Regions from separate parts of the Homo sapiens genome. Here region 1 is linked to region 2. The links are chromatin loops, found by intact Hi-C in ENCODE. Cell type or tissue: gastrocnemius medialis. All regions are shown on one strand. Each heading gives the region's core, and the rest is flanking DNA. Links, peaks and the distances in the headings are about the cores only. Region 1 overlaps OSBPL8 (oxysterol binding protein like 8). Region 2 overlaps OSBPL8 (oxysterol binding protein like 8).

Region 1 (11,952 bases), core at 2,674-7,673, 62 kb before region 2:
ATAATACTTTTCTGTATATGAAACACTGTTCTATAAGCAAAATCTTAAGATTTAAGTTAGTTTGCACATCATAACAGTGGTAACCCTGCATTCTTTAATTAAACACGTTTAAATGTATAAATGTAAAAACAGTTTAAAGTTATAAATGCCCAGGAATCCTGATCTTGGTCATACTATGTCTGTTGAAATACAATTTTAGTGTCTTGATACCTTTTAAGTAGTATGCTATGAAATAATTCTTGTTGTAGCTGATTAGTTACTTGGGCAGATTTTCTTGTATCTTATTTTCCAAATACCAGTCATTTATAGAAATCAGACTTTGCAAAATGTAAAGGCTTTCATAGTTTCAGAAGCACAGGGACAGCTGCACAGCAAGTCCATATGTTGCTTAGCTATAATTATATTTTAATAATTATAATTTTTTTTTCTTTTGGGAAGAACTGTGGCTAACCTCCAAGAGACTGAAGCTGGTAATTGTAAGCATTCTCATTTTTTAAACACAAAGATAGAACTTTTTATTTTTCTCTGTTTTAAATGGTTGAATATATTTATCATGTATCATAGCATCCACTGGATGAAGTTACATTTCTGGGTCCTACTGTAACATTTAAATGAGTGTTCGCGTCAGATGGGAAGATTACTCGTTTTTTTTTTTTTTTTTTTGATACTCCTATATATGGATTTGCTGCCACAGGCATGCTAATTTTGCCATCTCATACATATGACTTGCTCCTTTCCGCCTCCGTTCTTCTGCACATTACCATTCCCTCCACCTGTAGGTCTCTCCTTCCTTTCCACCCATTTCCTTTTCTCTTTTCAAAAGTGGCATCTTAAGATAATTTCCTCTAGAAATTCTTTCAGGATTTATTCCATGTTACTTTTACTTATTTTCTTTGCTTCACCTTAACACTTACCATGGGTAGATACAAATTCAACTAATATGAATTGTGTTGCTGTAATTTACCAGCATACATAGTGTTAAGTAGTACAGTGATAAGATTAACTATCTCATCTATTTTTTACAGCTATCCTGTGAGTTATTCCCATTTTTACAGACAAAATTAATTATCTCAGTTACACTCTTGGTTTTAGTTGGGCTTGATTTTTTTTTTGGTATTTTTAGTATTTAATATTTAGTATTTTAGTATTTAGTATTTGGTATTTTTAGTTTCACCATGTTGGCCAGGCAGGTCTCTAACTTTTGACCTCAGGTGATCTGCCCGACTCGCCTTCCCAAAGCGCTAGGATTACAAGTGTGAGCCACCACACCAGGCCTAGTTGTGCTAGATTTTTTACATTTTTTCTGATTTTAAACATTGTTACTTAAACAGCATCATTTTGCCTTTCGCTACTTCTGTAGTCTTTCCTGCTTTCCACCTCACACCCCCCCAATATCACTTAAAAAAAATACTAAAAAAAACCCAAACTACTTTATTCAGGTATAATTTACACCTGAATAAAATGAAACCATTTTAAGTACATAGTTTGATTCATTTTGACAGATGTATACACCCATGTTACTGCTACCACAATAGATACAGATATAGAACTTTCCATCAGTCCCCAAAATTCTCTTGTGCCCTTTGAACTTAATCTTTCCCTTTCCTACTCTATGTCAGACAATGACTGATTCGGGTTCTGTTACTGTGGATTGCTTTTGTCTGTTCTAAGATTTCATATGAACGGAATCATAGAGTATGTACTCTTGTCTGGTTTATTTTGCCCTGCATATTTTTGAGATTATTCCTTTTTATTTTGGGATAGTATTCCATGGTATAGGAATACTATTACAGTATTGTAATGAATATCCAATTTGTTTATCCATTCACCTTTTGATAGACATTTGACTTGTTTGTAATTTTCGGTTATTGTAAATGAAGCTACTGTGAACATCCATGTACAAATTTTTGAGTGGACATGTTTCCATTTTTCTTTGGTAAATACTTAAGAGTAGCTGTACCATTTTGCATCTCACCAGCAATGTATGAGAGTTCCAGTTGCTCCCCTTCTCATCAACACTTACATTTTCAGTTAAAAAAATTTAATTAACATTCTAGTGGTTGTGTAATAGTATCTCATTGTGGTTTTTCATTTGCGTTTCGCTGATGACTGTGGTAGTAAGCATCTTTTCTTGGATTTATTAGCCATTTGTATTTTTTTTTGTAAATTGTTTAAATCTTTTATTCATTTAAAAAATTGTTTTCTTATTGATTTCTTATTGAAGGTTCTTTATATAGTCAGAATCTGAGTCATTTGTCTAATATATGTGTTGTGCATATTTTCTAACAGTTTATGTCTTGCCTTTTTTAAAAACTTTTTAAAGAGAAGTAATTTAATTTTTTGAAATTTAGCATATCTGTTTTCTTTCATGGTTTATATTTTTTGCATATCTTAAGAATTTTTTTGTCTACAAATTTTTATTTTCCCATTTTTATTCTAGAAGTTTTATAATGTTGGCTTTTGTATTTAGATTTGTGATTCATTTTGAGTTAATTTTTGTTTAGTATAAAAGCCAGGCTGTTTTGGTTGTTCTTGTTGTTTTTAATGAATATCCAGTTTTTACTGAAAGTATTTTCTTTTTCCCAGTGGGTTTCCTTGGCAGTTTTGTTGAAAATTAATTGACTCTGTTTATGGGTCCATTTCTAGACTCCTTATTCTATTCCATTGATATATGTGCGGTATGCTAGTACCACATTATTTTGAATGTTTTTGTAAGTTTTGAAGGTAGTGTAAATCTTCCAAACCAACATCATCTCGAAAATAGTAAAAAAACTTTGCATAGTTTACTCTCTTGACCTCATTGCTTGTGTGTATGTGTTGCTGATTTTTGTTTTTCATTTGTTTCTTTTTGTGAGTTTCTGCTTTCCAAGATGTTGCCACCACCAGGGACTTCCTGCTTGTTATTTTCCAATGCAGATATTGTATATATTAAGGAAGAAGCAAAGTACTTTCAGCTAGTCGGAAGGAATTAGACAGCAATTGGTATTCTTCTTTAGCCCGTTATTGGTAGTAAGCAACTCTAGATTCCAATAGTATATGATTTTTGACAAGGTCAGTAAATTGGGGTTGCAGCAACAAAAGTGTGTACCAGAAGCCCTGTGTTTAAATACCACGTCTGATACTTGACAGGAAATGAAATTGTAACACTTTTCAATTTAAAATTGTGTTTCTTTTCCTTCTTCGCCCATTCTTTAACAGAAACATTCCTATCCTTGCCTGAAGCAGTCTTTTGCAGGAACATTTGAGGTACTGTAATGGCAGTTGCCAAACTATAGTGTGTGTTAATTGGGAACATGTTGAATTGAAGAAAAATGTTAGATAAAAATTGCATTTAATTTTGTTTCTGACTACATATAAATGGACATTTAAAAAATCTCATTAATGAATACAGTTCCTGGTTTCAAAATAGCACTCAGGTATTTTCCCCTTCTTAAACCACTTTAGTTTACAGTAAAAATATTAGGAGAAAAGGTAAAATGTAGCATATTCAATTATAATATTGATTATATATGAATGTTTTATTTCACGTGTATTTTTGGTCTTTCCGATTAAATCGTGTGCTTTCCTAGATAGAGATTTTATCTTCTGTTTATTTTGCCTCATTTCTCACCTACTGGAAATGACTATAGATGTTGGTTATGCATTTGAATTAACTTGTTTTGATGAATAGTAAGTCCCAGGCTATAGTAGGAATATAGATGTATTTTTTTTCCTACTGAAATCACATTTGTCCTTTGAAAGACATTTCTAAGCTTTGCACTTGATAACAGCTTAGAATTTTGGAAAACCGGTAGGTAATGAGGTGGAGATGAGGTTAATAATCTCATTTCTGAGCGCTTGAGTTTCTCGCCTTTAAGTTGTTGATATAGACTGATCGTTGTTAAGTGCTTTTGGAGGGCTGGTCATCACTTGTTTGTGTCTGCTCCTGTGTTTGCCTCATAAAGACTTCAGTGGATTGCAAGATCAGTCAGACAAATGGAAACATCAGTCAGCTGCTCAAATAGATATTTTTAGAAATGTTTTTCTTCTTAGTCCTAATCATGAAGTTTACCGCAAATCCTTCATTTGATAGTGGGTAAGAGGAAATGAAGCAGGAGCTCCAGAGAAGGCACCTTGAGTAGTAGGATCCAAATGAAAATTGAAGAAGAGATTACATTCCTGAGTAAACATTTTTTTCTCCTTATGATTATTATCAAAACCTGGTCTTAAAAAAAACCTGGTTCTTGCATATGGTTATAGGATAGGTCTTATGTAATGGAGTTTAAAAACCTAGCAAGAAACACATAAATGAATACTATGCTATTGTATTTTTTTCTTATGATAGGATATATGGTGTTTTAAAATGTTCTATGTCTGACATTGATTTTACTTTTGTAAATTCATTTAAAAATATTTTGAAGTTAATTTTTATTTTATTTCCTTATTCAAAGGTAGACTATTTTGGTTACAAATGTGTTAAATAGTACCTATATCAATTTAGGGTTTTTCGGTTCAAGTAATAGAAAGGTTTGGGTAACTTAAATGATTTACTAGGATGATAAGCTCATTTTCTTCCAAGATGAAAAATGGAGTTTTAGAAATAGTAGACATTTGAACAGCTTTAGGGATCTAGAGAGCAGAAAGCAACAATCTTTGTGGAGCCCCCATTAGGATAGTTTTTTTTGTGATTGTTTTTCATTCACGTGATCACTCTGCTTGTGATTCACATTTATCAGAGAGAGAGAGACAGGCATGGACTGATTGGTCTGGCTCTTTTTTTTTTTGTCCACTCCTTTTGCTAGGAGAGCGTGGAGTACCAAGATTGCATATGTTGGAGGAGGGATGTTCCTTTCCCAAAAGAAGATCAAGGTGGATGTTAACAGAGGAAGGGGAAATGGGTCCGGACAGGTTAAAACAAAAATCCAATACTGCCGTAGTTTCTAGGTGGATATAACATTTTTAGAAATCTTATAATACAATATTAACTTCATTGGCTGAACCCAAGCCTTTCAGCCTTTATAGATTTGCCATGATCCTAATACATATAAGCATTCATTGTATTCATTATTAATTACTTCATAGATTCAGTGTGTGACGAAGGGAGATGATTTTTAACAAATAATAAAGTGAAATGATCTAGTTTTGCTATGTTGTTTGAGCAACATCAAATAGTTTTGCTTAAAATAGATAATTTATAGTGATTTTTTTTCACTATGGTATTTTCTTAAATATATTAAGTGCTTTTCATTTTCTGATACCACCTAGTTTAATTGGGGGTGAATATCAGAGAAATTAGAATGTTATTTCAGCTGAAGGAGTACAGTTTTTTTTTCTCTTCTTAGAGAATATAGTGCCTCAGATACAGTCCACAACAAAAATTTTTGTTTAGAAAAGAAAAATTTTAAGGAACAGATTTGTCAATTTCTGTGTATTTTTTGGTCAGTTTTTTTTTTTTTTTTTTTTTGAGAAGGAGTCTTGCTCTCTTGCCCAGGCTGGAGTGCAGTGGCGCGATCTCGGCTCACTGCAAGCTCCGCCTCCTGGGTTCACGCCATTCTCCTGCCTCAGCCGCCTGAGTAGCTGGGACTACAGGTGCCCACCACCATGCCTGGCTAATTTTTTGTATATTTAGTAGAGATGGGGTTTCACCGTGTTAGCCAGGATGGTCTCGATCTCCTGACCTCGTGATCTGCCTGCCTCGGCTTCCCAAAGTGCTGGGATTACAGGCGTGAGCCACCGCACCCGGCCTTTTGGTCAGTTTTTTTTAGTGCGCAGTACTTAATTACTATACCTTCAAAACTAAACAATTACTATACCTTCAAGACTACTGGATTTGATTTTAAGTTTTACTACATGGCCTGTTAATTCAGTTATCTCTCCCCCAACCCACACATGTTGAAGGCTTTCAATTGTTTCCTGTTTGTATATACACAGTACTCTTCACATATTGTCACAGTTTGATACATCTTATTAATATTTTCCTGTCTCCTCATTCTCCATTTCTTAAAATCCATGTGGGTTTGCCAAAAAGGTGCCTGTAGAAATGTACAAGCAATTGGTCTGAAGGGACTAGTTTTTATAACCTGAGTTGGACCTAACTTGAATGATGGAGGGAATACTTTATTACCATTGAATTACTGAAAGTCAAATTTAGATTGCTGATCTGCTTGGAAGCTAACTAAGAAAAGGAGAATGGTGTCACTTAAGTAACACAACTTGTTTTTCTTTGTGCTTGTTTTATGATGCTAAGTGAGTGATAAAAGGTGATACAATGACTTTAAAAAGCACTTCTGGTGGTTTTATAAGGCAATTTTCCCTGCTCTTGCTCACTCTTCTCTGTCCTGCCACCATGTGAAGAAGGTCCCTGCTTCCCCTTTGCCTTCTGCCATGATTGTAAGTTTCCTGAGGCCTTCTCAGCCATGTGGAACTGTGAGTCAGTTAAACCTCTTTTTATAAATCACCCAGTCTCGGGCAGTTGTTTATAGCAGTGTGAGAATGGACTAACACAATGGTACTATAACATTTAATAAAAATAATAGGGATGGCAATTTATTATGTCTATAGTTGGGTTCATTTATGTAGTTCATTGATGAGAACTTATGTTGTTTCTGGAAGTGGAAGATCTTCAGTCTAATACTCCTTTGTTAGTTATGTCTTCAGGGAAGTGAATTAAGCCTTCATGCCTTTATTGCTTTATTATACTATAAAGAGTCTGTTTGCTTGATGATAAAGTTAGCTCCTTATCTCTGCCAGTCCACAATTCTTAAGTGTCTAAGGAGCACCTACTGTGATAGGCACCTCCTGTGATAGGCACTCTTCTAGGTGTTGGGAATACCTCACTGAACAAAACAAACTGCTTATGGAGCGCTTCTATTTGGGGATATAATATACTATACTTACATGTGGGGATATAAACAAATGTGTGTGTCAGGTGTTAAGTGTCTTGGAAAAAAAAGTAGTTGGTAAAAAGATGAATAAAAGAATGGGAGGAGGCAAGTTGCTATTTTGCTATTTGTAGCTAGGATGGTCAGGGAAGATCTATTTGATAAAATGGCATTTAAACAAAGAAACCTGCAAGAAGTGAGAGAGTGAACCATAAGGAAGAGTGTTTTAGGCAAAGAACAGCAGATACAAAAACCTTGTGGTGGCTGGGTGTGGTGGCTCACAGCTGTAATCCTAGGACTTTGGATGGCTGAGGAGGGAGGATTGCTTGAGGCCAGGAGTTCAAAACCAGCCTTGGCAACATAGTGAGACTTTTCTACAAAAAAAAAAAAAAAAAAAAAGCCAGGCCCGGTGGCACGTGCCTATAGTTCTTACTACTTGGGAGGCTGAGTAAGGCTGAGGATCCCTTGTTTCCAATAGTTTGAGATTATAGTGAACTATGATCTTGCCACCACACTCCTGACTGGGCAACAGAATGAGACCCTGTGTCTAAAAAGAAAAGAAAAAAAATGTGGAAATCTGCTTGACATGTTAAAGGAATATCATATCATAGAGGCTTTTGTGGATGGTGCAGAATGAGCAATCAGCATGTTACTTCACTACTCTGAGCCTTAGTGTCTTCATTTTGAAAATGGGGCTATAGTGAAAAATTACTTGCTTTATAGGGTTTATGTGATGACTACATTATGTAATAATGCATTTAAAGCAACTAGTAATGTGTCTTCGAGTATAAAGTGGATCATGTTCCTGCCTTGCATAGGCTTTTCATTGGTTTCCTCTTTCACAGTGAATAAAATCCAGACTCTACTGTCTCTAGAGCCTTATCTCAGATAGTTCTCCTCATTGCTTACTATGCTTTAGCCATGCTGGCCTTTGAATAATGAGCCTATTCTTATCTCGAGTCTTCTTCCCCCACTAGCTTCTTCAGTTTTTCACAGAAAGGGTTTCAACGATGTATTCAGATACAGATCTACTGTTTTAATAGAAAGCCAAATGAACAGTGGCTTAAATAAGAATTTTTTTTTTTTTTTTTCTGTTTGGTAGTAGCAGGTAGGTAATCCAGAGCTGGCATGACACTGCTATTCTAAGGCAAGTACAAATGGTTAGTTGCTTCATGGTTTAGAGGCTCAAAAGGTTTCAGCTGGGTTTCGTAATCTGACATACCTTCTAAGCTTTGATTAGGTTTCTACAAATCCACTCACCAACTGATTTGTTTTTGGAAGGGGATAGTAACAAGTGCCCAAGAAGGGAAAAATAGCAAGGATTCCAGTTTTCTTAAATTTATTTTTCTGAAGTTTTAGCATTATCTTGTATTTTCCTTATAGTGTGCACCTTAATATCCTAGTTCAGTTTCTGATTGTTAGTTCATAATGCTTTAAATAATTGTTGTTCCTAAGCAGAAGCCCTTAGTATAAGAAACAGCTTAGAATCCTTAATGTTTCTCACATTTGAAATTCATAATGATATTTTAGCTTTGTCATAGTTAAAAAAAAACAAAACAAAACTAAGATTGAAATGAAGTAGTGACATAATAACTTCATACTGCTTTTTCAGAGGTAGACCACACTACCCCTGTTTTGGACTTTGGTATCCTTGGTTAATTCTGGCATAAGATTGTGTTATAGCTTGAGAGGAGGTTGGGAGAAGTGAAAAATTTGATGAAATTTTAAAGTTGCTATACTTTACTTATTTTTATTTTTATTTTTTTGAGACAGGGTCTCCCTCTGTTGTCCAGGCTGCAGTGTAGTGGCGCCATTATAGCTCACTGCAACCTCTGCCTTCTGGGCTCAAGTGATTGTCCCACCTCAGCCTTCCCTAGTAGCTGTCTGTAGCTATAGCTATAGCTAATACTATAGCTATATCGTTGTGTGGGTGTGTGTGTGTGTGTGATTCTGTTACACTTCCTTATCTTCTTTGGCTTGTGACAACTATCTTTTATTTTAGGATGTACCCTTTCTATAGTACTCACTTGATTCATTTAATTTCTGAAGCTTTTTGGGTGATGACTAACTTCATTGCAGAGGCATTTGGTTATTAAGACTGGACTCGACAAGGCATGATTTATATATAAAATATAAAAGGATTGTTCAAATTGTCTAAAAGCACATAGAAAAAATTCTGGTAATCAAAACTAACTCTTATTTACAAGAGTGAAGTTTCTTAGAAATGGCTCGTGAATCATGATTTCATCTTCTGTTATTAATAATAATACTTTTTTTTTTTTTTTTTTTGAGACGGAGTCTCGTTCTGCATGTAGCCCAGCCTGGAGTACAGTGGCATGATCTTGGCTCACTGCAGCCTCCGCCTCCCAGGTCCCAGTTCAAGCAATTCTCCTGCCTCAGCATCCCAGGTAGCTGAGATTACAGGCATGTGCCACCATGCCCAGCTAATTTTTGTATTTTTAGTAGAAACAGAGTTTCACCATGTTGGTCAGGCTGGTCTTGAACTCCTGACCTCGTGATCCGCCCACCTCGGCTTCCCAAAGTGCTGGGATTACAGGTGTGAGCCACCGTGCCTGGCCAACAATAATGCTTATATATTAGAAGGTAAAATGCTACAGGGGGTTGTATTTGGTAGCAGTTAAGTAGACAGGGATAAACAGACAGTTGGAAGACAACTCTTTATTGATTTCTTGCATTTCTGCATATCTTGCAAGTAAAGCACTGACTGCCTGTTACTCTAGACTACCTTTTCAAGAATGTTTATCTAGTGAGCAGCCTTGGAAGATAATGATAGTATTTTCCTCCTTAGGAAAAGAAAAGGCAGGCATTCTTGCTGTCCATTATAAAATATTTGGGTTCCCTAAGCTCAGGACTCTTCTGTATTGCAACTCAATGTTTTTTGTAGGCATTTCCCTGGGCCTGTCTTGGTATGGATAAGATAATTCGATAACTAGAAAAGGTAGGAAAGTAATTGGAACATGTAGGATTCTCCAAACTGATGGCTTTACAAATGTTTTAAATTTTGCTTCACTTTAAAGAACTACCCGTAGAGCTCTCAGACCCATGTATTATAGCTGTGGTTTAAACAAGGAAGATATGTAATTCTAATTGACAGATTTATACTCGATGATAAGGCTTTCCATCAAAAGATTGGAGATATATGTATATTTCAGTTGTAATAAAATGTTTAACATATTGTTTTGGTTTCCTACTTGAACTGATTTTTCTTTTGAAGAGCTGACTTTTTCCTGATTAGGTAGGATCAAAGGGTTTTAATTGAAGTTGAAAAACCTTAGAAAACTGTAATTAATGTACTTTATTGATTGGTTGTAGTTATTGTAAGTTGCCTCATGTTGCACAATCCCCCCCCACCCCGGCCCACCACCCTCCTTAATTTATTACTCTAAAGACAGGTCCTAATATGGACCTTAAAGTTGAGGTGGTACCGTATACCTTACATTCTTTTGCATTGCAGTGATTATGTCAGCAATATATAGACAGCAGGTAAAACTGCTGGCTGTTAGATTGTAGAATATTAGAATTTTAATGAGTGTCAGTAATTGACATTTTAGCCTCATAATTTTACTTATGAGGAAACTGAGGTCCAGAGGTGTAAAGTGGTTCACACTTAGTTCTCAATAGAGCTCTGGACTTAAAAATGAGATTTACTGGCCAGGCATGGTGGCTCACACCTGTAATCCCAGCATTTTGGGAGGCTGAGACGGTGGATCACCTGAGGTCAGGAGTTCGAGACCAGCCTGGCCAACATGGTGAAACCCTGTCTCTACTAAAAATACAAAAATTAGCTGGGCATGGTGGTGCACGCCTGTAATCCCAGCTACTTGAGAGACTGAGACAGGAGAGTTGCTGGAACCCGGGAGGCGGAGGTTGTGGTGAGCCGAGATCGCACCATTGCACTCCAGCCCAGGTGACAGAGTGAGACCCTGTCTCAAAAAAAAAAAAAAAAAAAAAAAAAAAAAAAAAGAGATTTACTGATAGCAAGTATAACATTTGTGTATCTCCTCGTGTAATTTTTACAGTTATATATTATATATTAGAAAATATGCAGCTTTTGACTTAAGCCAGTAAATTCATGGATTTTATTAGTTGAGGCTAATCAAAGTTAAAGGCCAGTAAAAAAAAATTAAGTAACTGTATACTAGTAGTGCATAGCAAAAATTATGAAATTGGTACACTGACTACTGAGAAATGTTGATATGGGGGAAAATCATTAAATTCATAACTGGCGGCATAATTAAAGTATGTGGCTGATGGAGAAATAAACATTTGAAAAACGTTCAATTAATACTTTTGTGATATATATATCAATAAATAGAACCCACTGATGTAATTATTTTCTATTAATGGAAACTTTTTTTAAATGTATACATCTGTTTTCTCCTCCTGGATTGTTTAAAACGTCTGTCATAAGACGACATGTAATACTCTATGTAGAAATTTGTTTCAAGGTTCTGTGAATTAAAATTGAAATAGTGTGTATAAGAACAGTTAGCAGAAGTGGAAAGCAACACAAATGAACTTTTCATGTACAACTTACACTGAAGTCCACAACTCTTACCTATGTATATATCCAAGTAACCACTATTCAAGTGAAGATATAGACTATTTCCAGCACCCCAGTAGGCTCTCCTGTGCTCCCTTGTAGTAACTCTCCCTTCAGGGATAAGCACCTAGCACAATGGTTGGCACGTAGTAGGTATTCAAAAATACTAGTTCAGTGAAATAAATGAAGTCTTAATATTTTACATAATTGAATGGGTTCTTTGTACATTACAGTTTTTACCTTTGTAGTTTTCCCTTTGTTTTTTTATTTTTGTAAATGTTTAAAATGTTATTACATTTGGGGACATTTTTCTTTTATTTTTTATACTCCCTCAAAGATAAGTTATTTCTTCATGTATTAGGTAAATATTCAATTTTCAGTTCCTCTGTCCAATAATTCAAAGTTAAAATATTTGTCATATTTGATCTGCAGTTAATTTTGTTGTAGTCTTAAGTTTTTTCCCCCCAATTTGAGAGTAGACGTTTTAAAGTTCAAATAGATCAATTATCAGTTAAGAGCATATGTATC
Region 2 (11,952 bases), core at 2,588-7,587:
AGGGACGGGTTCAGGGGCTAGGGTCGGGTGGGGACTTGTTACCTCACTAGTAATTCAGTTCTTACTTGCAAAAGCAATTGGCTTCTTCTTTATTGGCTTTGCATTCTCTGTGTATAGAGAGGCTGAAAGTGGACCAGAGATTTAAAAGAACAGAACTGTTGCACAGTTAATTCATATTAAGATCTTTGTCACATGTGATACACAGTTTAAAAATTAAAAAATAGAACTATTAAGGGACCACCTGAAAAAACAGACTGTGTCATTTACTCAGTGTAGACAGTGAAATTATTTAACAGGAGAATAGTCAAAGCTATTTGTTTTGCTAATCTAGACTTTGGGAGGAGAACTGGCTTTAAATACTTATTATTTCCTTCAGTATCCATAAATAATGCAACTACTTAGCTTTTAAACATATGAAGGTTTTTTAAAAGTATTGTCATTTGCTCTTTCTCCCAAGTTTTAAGACATGCCAGAGCTTCTCATAAGTAGGATATAATTAAAGCTTAGACACCCACAGCTCCACATTTAACTCTTAATTAAAATGGTGTATGTTAAGAATCTTAAATTTAAGATTAAAATAAAAAAAATTCATGGGAGTCCCATAAAACCTCAGAAAGAAATGTGAAGGATTCAAATTTCAGCATATTGGAGATATGTGAAGATAAAATTTGGTTAAAAGTCCAACCAAATCTCTACCTGTCTTTCTAGTGACAGTAGAACAATAAAGAGATTTTTATCCGTACCTCAGCTTAGTAGGTTTTCATTAAGTTGTGACTGCTTCAAAAGTCACCGGTTCAGAAGTCAACTTAAGTTTAATAGGGTGAAAATAGCAGCAATGGAGCAAGAGCAAGCTTGGGGATTGGGTGATGAATTTATATGCATGTGTTTGTCTGTGTACACACATACATATAGACATAAAATTTAATTTCGGGCTGGGTGCAGTGGCTCACGCCTGTAATCCCAGCACTTTGGGAGGCTGAGGCAGGAGGATTGCTTGAGCCTGGGAGTTCAAGACTAGCCTGGGCAACATAGTGAGACCTTGTTTCTACAAATAATAAAAAACATTAGCCAGTCATGGTGGCATGTGCCTGTGGTCCCAGCTACTCAAGAGGCTGAGGTGGGAGGATCACTAGAGCCCTGGCGGTTGAGGCTGCAGTGAGCCAAGATCATGCCACTGCACTCCAGCTTGGGCAACAGAGTGAGACTCTGCCTCCCCCCAAAAAGATTAATATTATTTTTATACATATACACACAAAATTAAATTATATATATATATGTATGTGTGTACATACACAAGTGCGTATATATAAATTTATCCCCCCATCCCAAGCTTGCTCTTGCTCCATTGCTGCTGTTTTCACCCTATTAAACTTAAGTTGACTTCTGAAGCAGTCACAAGTTAATGAAAACCTACTAAGTTGAGGTATGGATAAAAATCCCTTCATTGTTCTACTGTCACTAGACAGACAAGTGGAGATTTGGTTGGACGTTAAATCAAAATACTTAAAAAATTTTTATGTTTTTTAAATTTATTTTATTTTATTTAAACATTTATTGGGTTCAGCAAACTAACCTACCTTCATTAAGCACATTCTACACATAGTACCTTCCTAGGTTCATGCCTATACTGTGTTTAGAGCAGGTTTTATTTAGGTCTTATGGGTAAAACTGTTGGCTGCATTAGGGGAATTAGTAGGAAATAAAGCTATTAGAAATGAATAATGACTAATGTTTATTAAATTTCTACTGTGTGCCGCCAGCTATTCAAAATGCCTTGCCCATAAACTCATTTAATCTTTAAAATAACCCTATGAGATAGATAGAATTACAAGGATACAGAGACAAGGACACACATCTAGTAAGTAGCAGAGCTGGGATACATTTTGGCTCCAGGGGTGAACCTTTAATCACTTTCCTATATTGCGTCTCTTTGAATCAGATCATACAGGGCCTTGAATACTACTTTTACTGTTTGGGATCTTTGTTGTTAACACAGTATGAAATTGTTGAAGATTTTGGAGCAGGGAACCAACCTGTTCGAGTTGTGGTTTAGGAATATCAGCATGGCAAAATTGTGGAGTATTGGGGGCAACCAGTTGAATGTTAGAGTTATCTGGGATGTTTTGAAAAACTGATGTACAGCTACATTCCTATTCAATTGAATTAGAATCTCAGAGGGTGAGTTGCGTATATTAGTACCTTTTAAAGTCCCTTAGTTGATTTCAATGTGCATCTAAGGTTGAAAACCATAGAAATAGAGGTGGTTAGTTCAGGGAACAAGTTAGCATGCTGTTGTGAAATCTAGATAAAAGGCAATTAAAACTTCTATGGTAGTGTGTGGGTGGCAAGCCACCTAGGTGCCCAGGCAAGAGACCGAGGGCACAAGCTGTTCCAGTATAATAAAATATATAAAACAATAAGAGTTATACTAGATCTAGATCATAGACATAATGATATATGAATATCATTAATCATTAGTTTGTAGCAATTACTCTTTATTCCAATATTATAATAATCCTCGCTCTATAATCATAACCTAGGAAAAACCAGGCCACACAGAGAGATAGGAGCTGAGGGGACATAGTGAGAAGTGACCAGAAGACAAGAGTGTGAGCCTTCTGTTATGCCCGGACAGGGCCACCAGAGGGCTCCTTGGTCTAGTGGTAACGCCAGCATCTGGAAAGACGCCCGTTGCCAAGCAGACCATGGTCTAGCGGTAGCGTCAGTGTCAAGGAAAAACACCTGCTACTTAGCAGACCAGGAAAGGGAGTCTCCCTTTCCCCGGGGGAGTTTAGAGAAGACTCTACTCCTCCACCTCTTGTGGAGGGCCTGACATCAGTCAGGCCTGCCCACAGTTATCTGGAGGCCTAACCGTCTCCCTGTGATGCTGTGCTTCAGTGGTCATGCTCCTAGTCCACTTTCATGTTCCATCCTGTACACCTGGCTCTGCCTTTTAGATAATATTAGCAAAATTAGTGAAAATACTAAAAGTCTCTGATATACAGAAATAATGGTGTAAGCTGTCTCTCTCTCTCCCTGTCTCTCTCTGCCTCAGCTGCCAGGCAGGGAAGGGCCCCCTGTCCAGTGGACACGTGACCCACGTGACCTTACCTATCATTGGAGATGGCTCACACTCCTTACCCTGCCCCTTTGTCTTGTATCCAATAAATATCAGCACAGCCTGGCATTCGGGGCCACTACCAGTCTCCGCGTCTTGGTGGTAGTGGTCCCCCGGGCCCAGCTGTCTTTTCTCTTATCTCTTTGTCTAGTGTCTTTATTTCTACAATATCTTGTCTCCACACACAGGGAGAAAAACCCACCGACCCTGTGGGGCTGGTCCCTACAGTAGTGGTAGCAGAATAGAAAATATGTGGAAGGAATTAGAGATGCAAATCAGCAGGACCTGGTGATTGATTGGATGTGTGGTTTCAGGAAGATACTAAAGACCAATTTTACATATATTAAACATGTAGAATCTTAAAAATGATGTTAAGATGGTGGTATCCTCATCTTACAGATGCAGAAACTGGGATAAAGAGAAATTATATAGCTTTTCCCGAGCTATACGACAAGTAGACGATGGAGTCAGGACTTGAACTCAGGCCTTTGCATATCGAATTACATTTTCTTTCTATGAGTTTTAGGGCATTATGTGTTTAGCGTTAATTCATACTGGATGAGATAACATTGTTATAGATGACCATATACGATGCAGAGGGGATCAGAAGAGTCAGTTATTTGAGTGGAGTTGAAAAGTCAGTATCAAAAAAGTTTTTTAAGACAAGGTAATGCTTAACCTGAGTGTTGAAAGGAACTTAGGTATTTGCCTGGTGAAGGTGAGAATGGCATTGTAGGCAAAAGGAGCTGTGAGAGTAACAAGTAAATTGTTCAACAACATGGTATGTTTGAAGAAGTGAAAGTCATTTTCAGTTTGTCACATTTGTGAAGTGTAGGATTGATGGGTGTTTGGAGGAATGCATGACATAAGATTGACAAAATTGTGAAGAGCCTTGAAGATGGGGTTAAATGTTTTTCTCTCCAATTTTGGTAGGCTGTGGGAGTGCAGAATCATTGAAGTGACTCAACCATGTTGTTGAACAACTTTAGAAGGCTCTCTATGATATCGGTATGGAAGATAAATTGCTTAAGTGTAAGAAATTCAGGTGGCAGGTAGTAGCAGTAACTGTGGATATGAGAAATAAAGGGTAAATATGAGAGACTACGTAGAGCTTTAGGACCTTGTCCTGGACTTAATATTAGGAGTGGAGGAGAATATAGATGAGGAAAATAAAAGTGAAGGAGAAATTTAGAGCGACTTACAGGTTTCTGTGTTGTGTGATTTGGTGGGAGGTACCATTCCTTAAGGGAGAAAATATAGGAAGAAGAGCAGGGGCAGAGAAAGGGAAGATGAAGTCGGTTTTGGACATACTGAGTTTGAGATGTGTATCCAAGTGGAGGTGTACAGAGGCTTGGTGTCCCATACAGTTTCTCATTTAATCCTTTCTATAATACTGTAAGGTAGATGTTACTCTGTTTTTAAGAGATGAAGAAACCGAGGCTCTGAAAGGGTAATTTGCATAAAGTCAGTTAGCCAGACAGTGGGCAGCACTAGGATCTAAATGTAAATATTCTAATTCTCTTATTCTTATTGAAAGAGAGGGCTTTTTTTTGGGTTATAAACTCATCTATATTACACCTAGACTTTTAAGCATCTTTTTAAAGTTGTTATATTCATTAGTTTTTATATTCATTACCTAATATAATTTTTGGTATACATTGAAAAATATGTGATACGTGATCTGTTTTATTTAATCCAAAGCTTTATTTTCCTGTAACTATTAATAATTTTGACTTTTCTATCTAGGCTGAATATTTTGACATTTGAGCACCATGTAGTTGCAGAGACATGAGGAACAGTTGCTAACTGCATTCTTATGTGTGGTAGATTGATGAGTCATGGGGGTTGACGTTTCCATGTTATTATTAGCAGTCTTGCCTGTGGCTTGATGCTGTGCAGTGTGATATACTAATCAGTGATTTGTTAGAAATGGAATAGAAATCTAGAAGGAATGAAGGTATTTTTTTGCAGCTCTTATGTCTTAATTTAGATCTCAGTCATGATTTAATCTAGAATGTAGGCTCACATATCTCTATATAAGCATGCAAAGAATTGGCCAAAATGAAATTTCAAGTAAGATGCTTTTATTTCAGATTGACAATTGAAATGCGTGAAACAGGTCGTAAGATGAAGCATCAGACACTGAAATGTTCATGTATATGCTGTCTCATATAACCAGTTCTCATATCACCTGGCATGATTATGATGTGATAATATGGTTTCGGTTGTGCTATTTCATAACCTTTTCAGGCAACTGTGGCTCGTTAGGCCAGATTTAGAGGAAAATGTTAATGAAGTCAAAGCTCAAGGTTATAGCTTTAATTCTTTTAGTGGGCAGTAAAGTTTTTCTGGTTTCCTAACCACAGAGTCCGCCAGCAGTCTCACCAGATGCATGCCATTAGTTACAAGTGAAAATCATATTGGTTAATTTTGAGCTTCTCTTGTATGTGAAGACCTTGATAAAGGAGGTTGGATTAATCATGGCAAGAGACCACCAGTGCCAGAAGAAATGTAATTCATGTTTCATTACCAAAAACTGATAGTGAATCTGTAACAATGTTATTTTATGCAGGACAGAACTATTTAAGGAAAAGAATGAGGGAATTCTTAGTGATGGAATTTGGGCTTATCAGATGGCCAAAGACTTTGCTAGGTATTAGGGTTATAATCACTAAGCCTTTTTTTTTTCTTTTCTTGTCTTTATTCATTCAGTATTTGCTGAGTGTCCACAATGGTGCCAGGCTCTGTTCTAGTTTTAAGGAATATAGCAGTGAACAAAATAGACAAAATTCCCACTTCAGTGGAGCTAACATTTCAGTAGAGAAAGAAAAAATATATAAATATGAACTGTGTTACGAGATGATTGCTGTGACGAAAAATAAAGCAGGGTAAGAAGGATAGAGAGTAACAAAATAGGGGATGATTGCTGTTTTGGGAATATTATGGAAGTATTGTGATGAAGTAGCTTTTGAGCAGAATCCTAAAGGAAGTTTTCTAGGCAAAAAATAAGAACTGAGTGTAAAGCTTGCATATCTGTTGGGCAGACGGTGGTTAGTCTGTAAGCGTTTGGGGTTGTGGGAAAGGGTGAGTGAAGGGTCTTTCCTCCTACTCAGGAAGGTGGAGGTACAGAGTCAGTGTTGCTAGGAACACATGGAGCTCTGTGGGCTCTCCCCTGCAATCCGACCTGATAATAGAAAGATGCAGTGACAAGACAGATGGAATATCTATTTGTTATGCCTGCAGTGGGAGGTCAGGAAATCCCTTATCAAGGATGTCATGCTTTATATAAGAAGAATGAATTCACCAGGAGAATCATTGGAATGGCCTTGAGGGTCTGCAGCTCAGGAGTGGTTAAGGTAGGAAACTGATTTGGGGAGTTAGTGAACTGAGCTCTTTAAAAAATCAAGTCAATGGAATCACATGGGGAAATCATGTTGAATGGAAATAAGAGATTCTAGGATGCAGAGAGAGGGAGGAGAAAGAGAAAATAGGTTGGAAACTAAGAGAGGACAGAGTTTTCAGAAAAGGAGTGGTCAGCAGTGGCAAATGCTAGAGGTGTGGTCAGTGTTAGGTGAGCTAGGGAAAGGTAAGATTGTGCTAGACCTGAGTTGTCTGATAGTATAGCCACTTCCCACATGTGACTAATTTAAAGTTAACCTAATTAAATTAAAAGTTCTTCCTTAGTTTTACTAGCCACATTTCAAGATTTCAATAGCTACATGTAGGTAGTAGCTACCCTGTTGGACATTACAGATACACACTATTTCTATCGTCGTAGAAAGTTCTATTTGACAGCACTGTACTAGACCATTATAATGGTGGAGAAAAGTTAAATAACAATTGAATTATTTATTTATTTGTATGGCAAGAGAGACAATACTGTGAGATAATTATGAATTATCAAAGAATTCACATTAGAAAGTCAGAGTTGGAGAACGATAACTTTAGCTTGAACATAGGTAGCAGAATTGGCAATTTGAGCTCTCAAGGTGAGGGGTTTGTTGAGTGTCTGCTATGGCGCAAAGCTCTGTTCTAGTTTTAAGAGATATTGCAGTGAACAAAATAGACAAAATTCCCACTCCAGTGGAGCTAACATTTGAGTGGAGAAAGACAGAAAATACATATAAAAATTTCAAGCTATTGAGTAGGAAAGCAGAAACAAAGTAGGGAGAAAATTACAGATCACTTTAAGCAATCAGTTTTACTAGACAGAATTTTAGCTAAGTGGAGTTTGAGTTAAGTGGAGATGTGAGACCATCTCATAGAAAATCATTATTTCTGTGGGATGGATAATTGGGCCAAATTGTAAAATATTTTAACTATCAGTGTTTGGGGTTTATTTTTAAAAGAATAGGGTGCCACCAGATGTTCTTTAGTGGAGGAGAAATGAGGCCAGAGTGACTGCCTAGAAAATTAAGTTGGTAAATTAATCACTTTTTTCTAGGTCCTTTCTTAGTCTTTGTCATTTGTTTTAATAATAAGTAATTCTGCCTTATGTCTATATACTGATTTTCAAAACAAATTTATATACAATACTCAGGTAAACTATTATTAAGCCTCATAACAATTCTAGAAATTTGGAAGGTTTAATAATTAGTGCATTTACAAAGGAGAAAAAGAAACCTCACAGAAAGAAGTTAAGTGGCATGCTAATGATGGGATAGCCTGAAGAATGGGTAATGTTGGGTAGACTGGAGATCACTTATCTTAGTGTTGAATAAACCGTAATACATACTGTCTTCTGTGTATGGTGATCTTGGCAGTAGGGACTATGTTTTTATCATGTTTTTAAATTCTGGTATGTAGCATAGTAAATGAATGAGTGGGCTGAGACTGCATGCAGGGACATCTACCAAAAGGGAGATGCAGAAGTTGACACATGAGGTGATGTGGGTCTGACATAGGGGGCACTAATGGGAAGTGAAAAAAAAAAGACTGAATGTGAAATAGGCACCATAGAGGCAAAAAAATCAGAATTTAATAATTTAATCAGATGTTGGGGGAAATGTCTCAGAGGAATCAAGGGTTTATGCCTGAGTGTTTGAAAGAAAGATGGGCAAATCAGTGTGGAAGCTGGTTTCTGAGAGAAAGCTGATTACTATCTCTGATACAAAGATGTAAAGCCCTTCCTTTGTTAACATAATTTTAGAACTAGAAATTAATATGCAATAATGTCCAAACATATAGGTAGAAATGTTTTGAAGTTTTGGAGATATGCTAGGTATGAAGAAGAAACTAGGAAGTTATCTGAATATAGGTGATAAATGAGCCTTGAGCATCAATGGAACCTGCAGGAAAAGAGCAGGTAGAGGAAGAACAACAAATAGTTGAAGCTGAGCACTGGTAATGGCCATTCACTTGCTGAATGGGAGGACAATGTGTGGAGGCAGGAAAATAGAAGGGAAGCCAGAGCAGAGGAGTATTCTTAGAAACCAAAAGAGGCTTACATGAGAAGACTGATACATACATAAAGAAGACTGATACATACATTTAAAGAAGACTTTAAATACATAAAGGAAGGATATAAAGTGTGAAAAACTACCAGGCCAATGCCAGAGAGGACTCCACAGGTTGGCAAATTAACTGTAATTTCCAGATGACTCAGGATTAAAAAAAGATTTTTTTTTTTTTTGAGACAGAGTTTCGTTCTTGTCCAGGCTGGAGTGCAATGGTGCAATCTTGGCTCACTGCAGCCTCCGCCCCCGCCCCCGGGTTCAAGCGATTCTCCTGCCTCAGCCTCCCAAGTAGCTGGGATTACAGGCACCTGCCAGCATGCCTGGCTAATTTTTTGTATTTTTAGTAGATACGACGTTTCACCAGGTTGGCCAGGCTGTTCTCGAACTCCTGACCTCAAATGATCCACCCGCTTCGGCCTCCTAAAGTGCTGGGATTACAGGCATGAGCCACCGCGCCCAGCCTGGAAAAAGATTTTTAAAAAAGGGTTCAATTTTCAGTGTAGAAGTAATATTGCACCTTTTGAAAAATAACTATTACTTAAAAGATTATTGCACCGCTTAATTTATTTGATAAATTCTGGGTGCTCTCTAGATTCAGATTTAAGTATATGAGATTAAATCACTCCCAAGAAAATTTGTTTTCTTTTTAGATATTGCCATATTCAGAAGTTGCTGAAGTTCAAGAGACAGTGAGTAATATGTGGTGCTGTGTGGGACATGTTAACATTTTTGCATCTTTTTAGGATTTCAAGTTGGATTCTTAAAATGTACTTCCCACTATACTTAATCATAGATAATTATGTCATAATAAGAAATAAGCTAGTGTAGATTGAAAAATATCAGTTAAAAACTTTATATTTTTTTCAAAATGTAAATAAGTTCTTTTTTGACTATAAAAATAATGCATACTAGTATGCCATATTTAAAAAATACAGAAAAATATAAGTAAAATCCTACCTCCTAAAGTTAACTACTGTTGATATTTTGGTGGCATCTTTCGTAAGTTTGTATGTGTATAAGAAAATTTATAAAAGTAGGGTCATATCATACAAGCTTCTTTATAACCTACTTTTAAAAGCCAATATATAATGGATTTTTTTAGTAGGTGGAAAAATGAACTTTTTTTTTTTCTTTTTTGAGACAGAGTCTTGCTCTTTTGCCCAGTAGTGCAGTGGTGTGATCTCGGCTTACTGCAACCTTCACCTCCCGGGTTCAAGAAATTCTCCTGCCTCAGCCTCCAGAGTATCTGGGATTACAGGCGTGTACCACCACACCCAGCTAATTTTTATATTTTTGGTAGAGACGGGGTTTCACCATGTTGGCCAGGCTGGTCCCAAACTCTTGACCTCAAGTGATCCTCCCACCTTGGCCTCCCAAAGTGCTGGGATTACAGGTGTGAGCCACTGCACCTGGCTGGAAAAAGAAACTTTAATGACTACATGCTTGCTATTTCATTGTGTGAAGGTATTTTATTACCCTGTTTGAAACAGGTTACTTCTTTAGATTACTGTAAATGGTGTTGTGGTAAATATCCGTGGACACATCTTTTTATTTTTATTTTATTTTATTTTATTTTTTTGAGACGGAGTCTTGCTCTGTCGCCCAGGCTGGAGTGCAGTGGCGTGATCTTGGCTCACTGTAAGCTCCGCCTCCCGGGTTCATGCCATTCTCCTGCCTAAGCCTCCTGAGTAGCTAGGACTATAGGCGCCCGCCACCACGCCCGGCTAATTTTTTGTATTTTTAGTAGAGACGGAGTTTCACCTTGTTAGCCAGGAAAGTCTCAATCTCCTGACCTTGTGAACTGCCCGCCTCAGCCTCCCAAAGTGCTGGGATTACAGGCGTGAGCCACTGCACCTGGCCAGACACAGCTTTTTGAACATTTTGTATGATCCCCTTATTAATATTCCTAGGAGGGGAATTGCTGGATCAAATGTGCGATTAGGTTATTTTTAAATATCTGCTTGGCAGGCCAGATAATATTCTTTATCCAACAGTGATAAGCTGTAGTTCCGAGACAAATACTCCTTTAAAATCTCTCCCATGAAACTCAAGGGTAAAATGTGCACAAGTATATTTTGCAGATGATTACAGGAATATTAAAAATTCAGCTAAGTGTAGAGTGATGACTCCTGTTCGAAGAACAGACAGTTCTCAGCTGCACTATATAGCTCTCTCTGAAGTTTGTTATTCTAAGGGCCTATGATAACGCTAAATAGAGCACTCTTCAGATGTTTTGTATACTCTTTCTGAATTGTAGTTTCTTGGAGCCAGCTGCAGTAGGATTGCTTCTGTAGCAACTTGATCAACTTTATTGGGTGAAAAGGTGCCAACAGCTACATCAGTGCTTGATGAGCTCTTTGTCATGAGTCAGATGACTTAAATCAAGCCGTGATGTATATTAAGAGGGAAGTGCTGTGCCAAAGGGATGGAATCAAAACTATAGATTGCGTGGGATTACTTCATTATTATTAGGGTGGCCTTCCAGTGTGGTTTATTTGAGACTGAGAAGTTTCCCAGGATGAAGATGTTTATATACCCTCAAGATTGCTTGTTTAATGCTAATTATAGATGAGGTGGCAAATATTTAGACATACAATAAAATAAAATCACTTTTTTTTGCATTGTGCACTATTTCTGAGATTTATAGACTAAAATTAGTAAATATTTGGGTAATGGCTATAAATATTTCATGCTTTTAAATACTTTGATAGTATGTCTGAAACTTTTATTACTGATATATCTTATCGATGTACTTATAACAAAATTAGATAACTGTGTGGACATTGTCTGTGGGACAATGGTAAACAATAACATACTCAAATGGAGTCAATTAGAGAAACTGTTGCTTTTTAGAGACAGGGTCTCACTATGTTGCTCAGGCTGGAGTGCAGTGGCTGTTCACAGGTGCGATCATGGATCGTGGTACACTGCAGCCTTGAACTCCTGGGCTCAAGCAGTCCTCCTGCCTCAGCCTCCCATGTAGCTGGGGCTACAAGGCGCCCATGATGACCTTTTTCTGAATAAACTGAGAAGCTGTTCTTGGATTCTCTGAGATTCTAGCTCTATTTAGGTTCTTTAACAAAAACCAAGAAGAACGCCTAGCATTTTACTTTTTAAATATTGTACAAGTTAATTGTGTAGAGTGGTTCCACATCAATAATTTCACATTGTTTTTATTCATGTGTTATACAACATGGTACTATACAAATTTGACCCAGGTCCTAGAAGTGGTAAGAATAAGAAATTAGTAGTGTGCAGTTTAGCCATGTGCAGAAGACTTCAGTGGTATACGTTACTTTGTAAATTTGATATGTAATCCTCAATTACTTATATCCTGTTTCCCATTGGCATCACTTACAAGCAACTCTGGAAGGATGA

What was found. Peaks named below come from ENCODE experiments on the same cell type or tissue, not always from the same donor. Only the 100,000 strongest peaks of a DNase experiment are listed, where the experiment ranks them.
Region 1: a loop joins it to region 2, with 2.0 times the contacts of the local background. A loop is called at or near these places in 4 of 110 quality-filtered maps.

The regions. Positions count from the first base shown.
Region 1 is chr12:76,525,528-76,537,479 of GRCh38, reverse strand. All of the region lies in intron 1 of OSBPL8 (oxysterol binding protein like 8), which reads left to right. Among named protein-coding and RNA genes, the nearest start is that of OSBPL8, 28 kb to the left of the region's middle. RefSeq lists an enhancer at 5,756-6,484. In gastrocnemius medialis, for the core only: no CTCF peak of the experiment used is centred there; no DNase peak of the experiment used is centred there; H3K27ac peaks cover 2,052 bases.
Region 2 is chr12:76,463,761-76,475,712 of GRCh38, reverse strand. All of the region lies in intron 2 of OSBPL8 (oxysterol binding protein like 8), which reads left to right. Among named protein-coding and RNA genes, the nearest start is that of OSBPL8, 90 kb to the left of the region's middle. RefSeq lists an enhancer at 3,985-4,064. In gastrocnemius medialis, for the core only: no CTCF peak of the experiment used is centred there; a DNase peak (open chromatin) is centred at 4,972; H3K27ac peaks cover 2,786 bases.